Linked DNA regions of Homo sapiens: region 1 is linked to region 2. Evidence: read pairs that join two places in POLR2A ChIA-PET (ENCODE). Cell type or tissue: OCI-LY7. All regions are shown on one strand. Links, peaks and the distances in the headings refer to the core of each region. The heading gives the core; the rest is flanking DNA.

The links. ChIA-PET counts read pairs that join two places held together with the same protein. Peaks named below come from ENCODE experiments on the same cell type or tissue, not always from the same donor. Only the 100,000 strongest peaks of a DNase experiment are listed, where the experiment ranks them.
Region 1: POLR2A ChIA-PET joins it to region 2 with 5 read pairs; 2 of 35 experiments call an interaction of 5 or more read pairs at or near these places.

The regions. Positions count from the first base shown.
Region 1 is chr16:23,681,744-23,686,998 of GRCh38, forward strand. PLK1 (polo like kinase 1) reads left to right here. Exons shown (of 10, transcript NM_005030.6): 4 at 321-414; 5 at 2,127-2,346. Among named protein-coding and RNA genes, the nearest start is that of PLK1, 5.5 kb to the left of the region's middle. RefSeq lists an enhancer at 5,245-5,255. In OCI-LY7, for the core only: no CTCF peak of the experiment used is centred there; no DNase peak of the experiment used is centred there; H3K4me3 peaks cover 118 bases.
Region 2 is chr16:24,541,201-24,546,699 of GRCh38, forward strand. It overlaps RBBP6 (RB binding protein 6, ubiquitin ligase), which reads left to right. Exons shown (of 18, transcript NM_006910.5): 2 at 4,963-5,062. Among named protein-coding and RNA genes, the nearest start is that of RBBP6, 4.4 kb to the left of the region's middle. RefSeq lists an enhancer at 1-16. In OCI-LY7, for the core only: no CTCF peak of the experiment used is centred there; a DNase peak (open chromatin) is centred at 2,951; H3K4me3 peaks cover 3,537 bases; H3K27ac peaks cover 2,874 bases.

The sequences.
Region 1 (5,255 bases), core at 256-5,255, 860 kb before region 2:
GGTAGCCCTTTGACCTGTTTTGCATGACAGGCAGCATCTGAGGCCCTTGCACAGAGTCCTAGATGACCACAGGCTATAGCTAAAAAATCACTGGCCCTTAAGAATCCTGGTCTCACCATGTGTATTCTGCTGAGGGCTTATTCTAGCCAATGTCATGGCTTCTGGGGCTGCTCAGTGGACTTAGGGATTGTCTTCAGGGGCCCCAGAGTTAGAGTGAGTGTCCAGAGGATGCCTGACCTTTGTTCTGACCCTGAGATGATTTCTCTCATGTCTGGGTTGTGGCTGGGAGACTGGTGCCAAATCCTACCTTGTGCTTACAGGTATACCTTGTTAGTGGGCAAACCACCTTTTGAGACTTCTTGCCTAAAAGAGACCTACCTCCGGATCAAGAAGAATGAATACAGTATTCCCAAGGTGACTAATGATGCTTTAAGTTTACATTTATTTTGTTTTCCCCAGAAGCTGTTTATGGAGCCCAGCAATATCCTAGGACCAGAAATAGGTCTATCCCACCTCTAAGGTAGCCACAGAGCTTGAGAGGGCCTGTGTCTGAAATTGCATACAGAACTTGACATGTATGTGCACATAAGCATTTTTTCTAGGGGGAGAGAGTTGGCAGATTCTCAAGAGATTGGGTAACCCAAAAGTTGTGTAAAAAGCAAAAAACAAAGGAGGTAGGAAGGAGTAGGAGGCAAAAGTGCTTAATCTTTAGAAATGGTTTATCTTAATTCAAATGGATTCTGCCACTTAGCGAGATCACATTGGGCAAATGGCCTGCATCTTTTTTTTTTTTTTTTTTATTTGAGGTGGAGTTTTGCTCTTGTTGCCCAGTGCAGTGGCATGATCTTGACTCACTGCAACCTCCACCTCCCAGGTTCAAGCGATTCTCCTGCCTCAGCCTCCCAAGTAGCTGGGATTACAGGCACCCACCACCTCGCCTGGCTTTTTTTTTTTTTTTTTGTATTTTTAGTAGAGACGGGGTTTCACCATGTTGGCCAGGCTGGTCTCGAACTCCTGACCTCAGGTGATCCACCCGCCTTGGCCTCCCAAAGTGCTGGGATTACAGGCGTGAGCCACCATACCCAGCCTGGCCTGCATCTTCTGAACCATAGTTTCCATATATAAAGTGGAGTTCCTGCCTTGGAGCACCTCACAGAGTGCCTTGCATGTGGTGAGTGCTCTCAGAATTATGAATCACTGTGAATCCCAGGGCTTCCTAATGGCATAGTTGTGTGCATTTTCTTTTTTTTTTTTTTTTTTTTTTTGAGATGGAGTCTCGCTCTGTCGCCCAGGCTGGAATGCAGTGGTACAATCTCGGCTCACTGCAAGCTCTGCCTCCCAGGTTCATGGCATTCTCCCGCCTCAGCCTCCTGAGTAGCTGGAACTACAGGCACCAGCCACCATGCCCGGCTTCTTTTTTCTGTATTTGTGGTAGAGACAGGGTTTGACCGTGTTAGCCAGGATGGTCTCGATCTCCTGACCTTGTGATCCACCTGCTTCGGACTCCCTAAGTGCTGAGATTACAGGCGTGAGCCACCGCGCCCGGCCATGGTGTGCATTTTCACAACCACCAACAGAAATACATTTAAAGGAATAGCTGGTTCCTGCAGAAGCCTAGCACACAGCCAGTTTGAAGTGTAGTGTCCTTGTGTGAAGCCAGGAGGCCTGTCACCATAAGGACAGACATAGTAAATCCATCACAAAGTGTCAGTTCACTGTCAGAGACAGCATGGAATCAAGCCAGCTAGACAAGGCCTTCACCCTCTCTGTGCCTCACTTTCCTCCTCTGTGAAAAAGGGATGATAATAGATCCCCACCCCTTAGATGAGTTGGTGAGGGCTAAGTGAGCTAAACACAGGAGTGCTTAGAATGCTTTCCTGGCACATAGTGAGTGCTAGGAAAGTGAGTTGGTGTTCGGCCACAGTCCATTGACCCTTCTGTCAATGGTGCTCAGTAAAGCTGACAGTGGAGAACTTGGCATTGAACCAAGTTGTGAACCACTGACCTGTGGTGTATTTGAGACTGGGGGCTGCATGTGGGCTGGGGACCTGCAGCTCCTTTGAGGCCGTACTGTACTCCAGGTCCCCTTCACATTCTGCTTATGGCTGTCCCTCTCTCTGCCCCAGCACATCAACCCCGTGGCCGCCTCCCTCATCCAGAAGATGCTTCAGACAGATCCCACTGCCCGCCCAACCATTAACGAGCTGCTTAATGACGAGTTCTTTACTTCTGGCTATATCCCTGCCCGTCTCCCCATCACCTGCCTGACCATTCCACCAAGGTTTTCGATTGCTCCCAGCAGCCTGGACCCCAGCAACCGGAAGCCCCTCACAGTCCTCAATAAAGGTACAACAAGGGTCTGGGTAAGAGAGCAGACCCCCCAGAGAAAGCCCAGGTTGTAGGGGTGTGTGCAGCTTAGTCCCTGGCCCTGAGAGCTCAGGTGTGGAGTAGGACAGGCCTCTGTCCTTCAATCCGTGGTTCCAATGCCCATCTGCTTCTCGGCCCTGCCAGGAAAGACTGACCTTACCATGGCTGGATAAACGTACCATGCCCAAGAAGAAGAAAATGGATTGAATGCCAAGCCTGAAAAATTCTTTCAAATCACTTTAATTAATTTAATTTTTTGGAGACAGGGTCTCTCCTCTATTTTCCAGGTTGGAGTGCAGAGGCACAATCACAGCTCACTGCAGCTTTCAACTCTAGGGCTCAATTGATCCTCCCATCTCAGCCTCCCAAGTAGCTGGGACTGTCAGGCATGCACCACCATGCCTGGCTGACTTTTCTAATTTTTGTAGAGACAGTGTTTTGCCATGTTGCCCAGGCTGGTCTTGGAACTCCTGGGCTCAAGCGATCCTTTCACCTCCACCAAAGTGTTGGGATGACAGGCATGAGCTGCTACATCTGGCCTTTAAAAAAATTTCTAACACTTTTTCATGATTCATTGAAAAACATAAAAATTTCCTTTTTTTTGTGGCGTGATCCCGGCTCACTGCAAGCTCTGCCTCCCGGGTTCACGCCGTTCTCCTGCCTCAGCCTCCTGAGTAGCTGGGACTACAGGCGCCCACCACCATGCCCGGCTGTTTTTTTGTATCTTTTAGTAGAGACGGGGTTTCACTGTGTTAGCCAGGATGGTCTCAATCTCCTGACCTCGTGATCCGCCTGCCTCGGCCTCCCAAAGGGCTGAGATTACAGGCGTGAACCACCAGGCCCGGCCTTTTTTTTTTTTTTTTTTTTTTTTTTTTTTTTTTTTTTTTTTGAGACAGGGTCTGGCTCTGTCTCCTAGGCTGGAGGGGAGTGGTATGATCTCGATTTCACTAAGGATACATAGTTTTAAAAAGTCACTTGAAATACTTTTTTTCTCTGTGGATATATCACCAATTTGATGTACAACTTCAGTTCATTTTTCAGTTTTCAATTTTTAGGTATTGGTTTTTCTTAAACTTCATTTTGGAATAATTTTAGGCTTATACAGAAAAGTTGCAACAACAACAAAAAACTCCCCAGAGTTCCTACATACCTTGCAGCAATTATTACAGTGGAATTTTTTTTGAGACAGGTCTCAGGACTTGCTGTCACCCAGGCTGGAATGCAGTGGCTCACTCATAGCTTACTGCAGCCCCAACATCCTGGGCTCAAACAGTCCCCCTGCCTTACCCTCCAGAGTAGCTAGGACTACAGGCATGTGCCACCATACCCAGCTAATTAAAAAATTTTTTTCTTTGGGAGGCCGAGGTGGGTGGATTGCCCGAGCTCAGGAGTTCGAGATCAGCCTGGGCAACATGGCGAAACGCTGTCTCTACTAAAAATACAAAAGACTAGCCGGGCGTGGTGGTGTGCACCTGTAATCTCAGCTACTCGGGACACTGAGGCACAAGAATCACTTGAACCTGGAAGGCGGAGGTTGCAGTGAGCCGAGGTCTCACCACTGCACTCCAGCCTGGGCAACAGAGCGAGACTCTGTCTCAAAAAAAAAAAAAAATTTTTTTTTTGTAAAGACAAGATCTCACTATGTCGACCAGGCTTATCTCAAACTCCTGCCCTCAAGTGATCCTCCTCGGCCTCCCAAAGTGTTAGGATTTACAGGTGTGAGCCACTGTGCCCTGCCTAGAATGATGTTCTAATGGTAATTTTTCTTTTCCTCACTTTTTTTGCATTTAATAATTGGAATTCTTCTGTAAGGAAGAGCTGTTCCTTCTCTCCGATTGATTTATTTATTTGGTTATGTCTGAAATAGACTCATGGATATTTTTATTCTTTGGGCTATATTTTAAAGGATTACTTATTTCTCTGCTTTTATTTATTTTTTTAAATTTGAGACAGGGTCTTGCTCTGTCTCCCGGGCTGGAGTGCAGTGGCACAGTCGTACCTCACAGTAGCTTTGATCTCCTGGGCTCAAGTGATCCTCCAGCCTCAGCCTCCCAAGTAGTTGAGACTTTAGGCATGTGCCACCGCGTCTGACCAATTTTTAAATTTTTGGTAGAGATGAGGTCTTGCCCACACTGGTCTCAAACTCCTGAGCTCAAGTGATCCTCCTGCCTCAGACTCCTACTTTTTTTCTTTCAGTTTTAATTTTTTATATAGCATTTTAAAAACTTAAGGAAATTTTCAGTTACCCGAAGGTGGAGAGAACTGTATGATGAGTCCCATGTTTCATCTATTTTTACTAGTTATCAACATTTGGACAGACTGTTTTATTTATTCCAGCCTCCTGCCTTTTTTGTTACCGGTGTTTTAAAAAATTATTATTTACTATTTATTATTATTTATTTGAGACATTCTTGCTTTGTTGCCCAGGCTGGAGTGCTGTGGCAAGATCATGGCTCACTGCAGCCTCCACCTCCTGCGTTCAAGTGACTCTCCCACCTCAGCCTCCCAAGTAGCTAGGACTACAGGTGTGCCACCATGTCCAGCTAGTTTCTGTATTTTTAGTAAAGACAGGGTTTTGCCATGTTGCTCAGGCTGGTCTCAAACTCCTGAGCTCAAACAATCTACCTGCCTCGGTCTCTCATAGTGTTGGGATTACAAGTGTGAGCCACTGGGCCTGGCCTTGCTGGAGTGTTTAAAGCAAATCCCTAATATCTTATTATTTCATACCCAAGTCCCTATCATGACATCGTTTTTTAATTGAAAACTTAAACATTTTATATTATACAAGGAGAATTAGCACATGGTGGTGGGGGAATAAATAAATAAGGAAAAAGACAATAAGAATAATCTGTGTTTCTACTGCCCAGATATAATCAGCGTTAAAATTT
Region 2 (5,499 bases), core at 225-5,224:
AAACCAAAAAAACAATTTTCTAACCTAACAACATTGTGGAGTTTGATGGCAAATTTTATGTCCTGCCTTCCTCCCTCCTCGCATTTATTTATTTGGAGTTGCTTGCCTGTGTTGTGGATAAGGGATCTGAACTTTAATATTTTTGAGGATTTAATCAGTATTGGAATTGTTTTTGGATCTTGAAATGTTCTGATGTCACCGCTCTTGTCTTGTGTGTCAATTCCAGAATTAGTAATACGGCAATTAAGTAGTTAAACTGTTAGTTCATCACATTACTCTTAAGCTTTATCAATTCGGTGAAGATCAAAAGTACTGATTTTTTTTAAAGTAGTAGTTGCTAGATTTTACGTGACTGTTGATACTAAGGTACTGAAAAATAGGCTGCTACCATAGAGTACAAATAAGCCACTGATAAGAATCGTTAGATTCTTTCTCCTTTTCAAAAGTATTTTGATAATATTGGGAACTTAACAGTAGATAAATGTGACAAGCAGTCTTTCCTGACTCTGAACTTGTTTTGGTTTCTTTTTCTCAGATCAGTAATGCTGATGTGTATTTTTTAGCAGTTCGGTGTTCTAAAAGTTACTGATGGAATGAGAAGAAGTGAAGTTACAATTAGGTTAGGGTATTTTTTTAGTCACTAAATTTTTATCACACTTAAGGTGTGACATGGATTCTTTTAGTTGAAATGGGAGGTCCCCCACCTCCAGCCTGTAGTTTAGGTAGAGTAAATCTTGTCATGTAGAAGACCAGTTTTCCATTTACAATGCAGACCTAAGTATAATTGTATTAGGTTAAGGAACAGCAGTGCTGGCATATCATGACTCAAAAATATTAAGGAAGAATTTATTTGCTCAAATGATATTATGTGAAAATACTGTCTGCTTCCCCACCTTTTAAAAACAAGTGTCATACCCTTTGATAATTGGAGCTATGTGTAATCCTCTGCCTAAGGAGAGGAAAAACTGGTGGTGGTCATGAACAGTTGAGAAATAGCTTTATTTAAGTGCCTCACAAGCATCCCTTAACTACAACAGTCACATTTCACAGAACAGATGGGTTTATAAGAAGTTTGGGCCATCTTGACATATTGAGTATTTATGAATGAGAGGAGAGACAATATGAATGGAATTAAAGGATATTAAGGCAATTTTAATCGTCATATATTCAGGTTTCATATTTTACTGGAGTATTACACAATCGAATCATTAGGGCTAGGCGTTATCCATCTTTTCGACCCAACAATTGAATGCAGCTTTTTTTTTTTTTTTCCCCTGAAACAGAGTCTCACTCTGTCACCCAGGCTGGAGTGCAGTGGCACCATCTTAGCTCACTGCAACCTCCGCCTCCCTGGTTTGAGCGATTCTCATGCCTCAGCCTCCCAAGTAGCTGGGACTACAGGCATGCGCCACTACACCCAGCTAATTTTTTTTTGTATTTTTAGTAGAGATGGGGTTTTGTCTTGCTGGCCAGGCTGGTCTCGAACTCTTGGCCTCAAGTGATCCACCCACCTGGGTCTCCCAAAGGGCTGGGATTACAGGCATGTGAATGCAACTTTAGACTGGGTAAGTTATAGTTAAAAGAATCCTGTCCGGAAATTTAAGAGTTTTGTGACTTTGTGTAACCAATTTTTTTTTCCTAGCCCAGGAAATAAATGATACGTAATTCAAACCCAGAAAGCCAGGAATGTGTTTTTGCCCAGCACATTTTCTTTTTTATATTTATGTGAACTGCCCTTTATTGGAGAAAGCTTTGATGTTCGGTTTGTTAAGAAAAGGGAGCTTTGAGGGAGAAAATGTGTATTTTATGCAGTCCTCAAATTAAGAGAGAAAGAGATATTGATGGTAGCTACTTAACTAGTTTTATGGGAAATAGTATCCAATGTCACAAGGCAGTTGAGTAGAATGCCATTTGGTTTTAGCACCGATATTCAACATATTTACTAAAGAAAACTATGGTAATCTTTTTATCACAGTTAAGGTCCAGTTTCTTAATTTCATTCTTATAATTTTAAAATCCCTAATCTACCATGTTTCTGTAAAACATTTCCTTACAGTTTTGGAATTATGTGCATGTTTAGGTCCCTTAAATCTTTTTTTTTTTTTTTTTTGGAGACACATCCTCACAGGCTAGAGTATAATGGCACAATTTTGGCTCATTGCAGCTTCAACCTACCAGGCCCAGGTGATCCTCCCACCTCAGCCTCCCAAGTAGCTGGACTACAGCCACACACCACCATGCCTGGCTAATTTATTGTAATTTTTTTTTATTTTATTTTGGTAGAGATGGGGATTTTGCCATGTTGCCCAGGCTGGTCTCCTGAGCCCAAGTGTTCTCCTGCCTTGGCCTCCCAAGGCCATCCCAAAGTGCTGGGATTATAGGCTTGAGCCACTGTGCCTGGCATAGGACCCTTAAATCTTGATAAGACTGAAACGCTTGGGTCAGAATTCCATGGATTTTAGACAAGAATCCTGCTTGTTTCTAGACTGTATTTCAAAATGAATATCAAGTAATCTTTGTTATATATGAGAAACTTTTCTGCACACCGACCCCTAAAAAACAAAACATCCTTCGTTCTGAAATTAAAGTGTGAGAGGTTTGGAAGCTGAATATGAAGTGTTTATAAATGACCCTTGTCACCTTTCTTACTCTCCATTTCTCGGATTCATTCTGTTTTTCATTTCATCCATGCCTTTCATGTCTGGGGTCAAAAAAACTGGCAAGCAGAAAGGGTCTTTTGAAGCCAACAGACTACTTGTTAAGGAGGTATTTTAAATGAAATACCCCCAAAGTGTCTTTATTACCCCTAGAAAGATACTTTGAGGGGTAAGAAATCATTGTAATTCAGGTATTTAAAAAGTCAGTTAGAACATCTGTTTTGAAGGGCATTGAGGCACCTTTTAGTTTGACACAGTACGGTGCTAATCAAATTAATAAGCTGTCTTGGAAAGCTCTTGTGAGTGCATTGAGTTGTTACATATTCAGAAACTTCCTGTCAGGTGTTTGACACAAAGTTTTATTTCTAGAATTAACTTTTAAAAAAATCTAGTCACCCCATGCTCTCAGTTTTTCTGACTCAAAGCTTCCTCGGAATTTGGGGCTATCATGAACTGTCCAAGATAAAGATTATAGTCCTACATTGGCATGCCTAAATCTAGGAAATTGCCTACCTCTAATTGAATGCCTGTGAGATAGTGCCTTCTACTTGAAGTATATAGAAAATAACCCTTGCCTGAACAATTTCATTTCTAACAATACTATTAGCATTATGACTAAAAATAATTAATATACATTAAAAGCCGAATATGCCTACATATGTGGTAAGCGTAATAATCGGAAGAACAGAGATAGTCACTTTGTGCAGAGTAACTTTAAGTGAAGCAAGTAAACTTAATGACAATAAAAAGGCCTGGTTGTGTGATTAAAGGAGATGGATACATTTTTGCATCTCTAGGTAATTTTTCTTTTTGGTAATTTTACAGATTCTTTCTGTAGCAAATCTTTTTACCATAGTTAAGGTCCATTTTCTTAATTTCATTCTTATACAAGTATTGCAAATAGCCCAAGGAGTGTAAAAATAGGATCCATTCTTCTCCCTCTTGGTTTTCCCAGAAGGTGACATCACTGTTTATCCGATGACTGAAGCCAGGAACCCAGGGATTCCTCTGGCCTGATTCCTCTTTCTTCTTCATTTCCTTCATCTCCCCCATATTCGGTCCATCAGCAAGCTTTGTCAATCCTACCTGCAAACATTCTGTCTTTATTTCTCACATCATAACACAGGTCGTCATTATCTCTACCTGGATTTTTTAGCAGCCTGGTTATTAGTCCCCTGGTTTCTACTCTTGTTCTCCTACAGTTTGTGCTCCACATTGGTGCCACAGTAGTCTTTTTTTGAGACAGAGTCTTGCTCTGTCACCAGGCTGGAGTGCAGTGGCGCGATCTCGGCTCACTGCAGCCTCCCAGGTTCATGCCATTCTCCTGCCTCAGCCTCCTGAGTAGCTGGGACTACAGGCGCCCACCACCAAACCTTCCTAATTTTTTTGTATTTTTAGTAGAGATGGGGTTTCACCGTGTTAGCCAGGATGGTCTTAATCTCCTGACCTCGTGATCCGCCCCCCTCAGCCTCCCAAAATGCTGGTATTACAGGCGTGAACCACCGCGCCTGGCCAGTAGTCTTTTTTTCTTTAACAAAAAGCAAATAATCACTTTGCTTAAAATCCTTCAGTGTCTTCCTGTTGCACTTCAAAACAAAATATAAATCAGTGTATGGTCTATACCTTTCTGTCATTCTTTTCTTTTATTTTCTTAGGCTCTTCAAGCCGTTTCGTATCATTTTTCTACATGCTTTTTTTATCCTTTGCCTGAAATAGTCCTCAACCAGTTTTTTTCCTGTATCTGGCTGGGTTCTCAGTCTTTAAGTATCCAGTAGAAGTTCCTCCAAGGGGCTTTCTTGGAATCAACATTCTATCTGAAGTTGTATTCCACTATTCATTCCTTATTAGAAAACCATTTTCTCTTTATTCATAACGTCATAATTTAATTTTTAGTCTATCTTCCTCAGTAATAATTTCTGTGAATGCAGGGATTGTAATACTCAACTAACGTTTAGGGACTAGGAGAGACAGAATATCTTCATTCCGAATAACGGCTTTTTCACCATTCACATGTTCAGCATTTCAGACTAAACTAAAGAATGACGGTGTTACTGAGATTTGGAGTTCCACAAAAGTAGAAGTGCTAGAGCCAAGAACCTGCTGATGATATTGGTTGTCCTTTGAAAAGAAGCCCTCTTAGGGCTTTGGATGTTTGTTCTGACAATATCAGTAATCTAGTTGCAAGGAACTTGTAGTTATTATATTTAAAGTCATTTCCCATGAAATTTATATTTGAAGTTTTCTAATTCTTGGTTACGCACTCAAATCCCCAAATGGAAATTCAATTCTGTCTTTTTATTTACAGAATATACTGATGATAATGCTCTGATTCCTAAGAATTCTTCTGTAATTGTTAGAAGAATTCCTATTGGAGGTGTTAAATCTACAAGCAAGACATATGTTATGTAAGTATCAAATCTCATGTATTTCTCAAAATAGACTTTTTTTAGTTTTTTTAATTTTGTGAGAAAAAACTGTATTTTAGAACTGAACTCATTACTTTAACCTTAATGAATACATCTTCTCAAGACTGTGAGGATAGTAGGTTTCTTTGTTCGTTTGTTTTTGATTTCCTCCCCCAGTTAAATTGACTTAGCCTGTTGTGAGAGGGCCATTATTAGGAAAAATTTTTCTCCATATGGCCAGTATTTACAGATACAAGAAAGTGATATTCACATTATTTCTGTGCCTTTCTTTGACTACTTTTTTTTGTGGGGGTTCCTTCAGTTTTCTTCACTACAAAAATTTGGTGTTGTAGACATCGGTCCTAAATATTTTGACAGCATCAAGAGTATTCAGTAATGCTAACATTTACTCTTTATCAATAAGGGGCTTTGGCTGA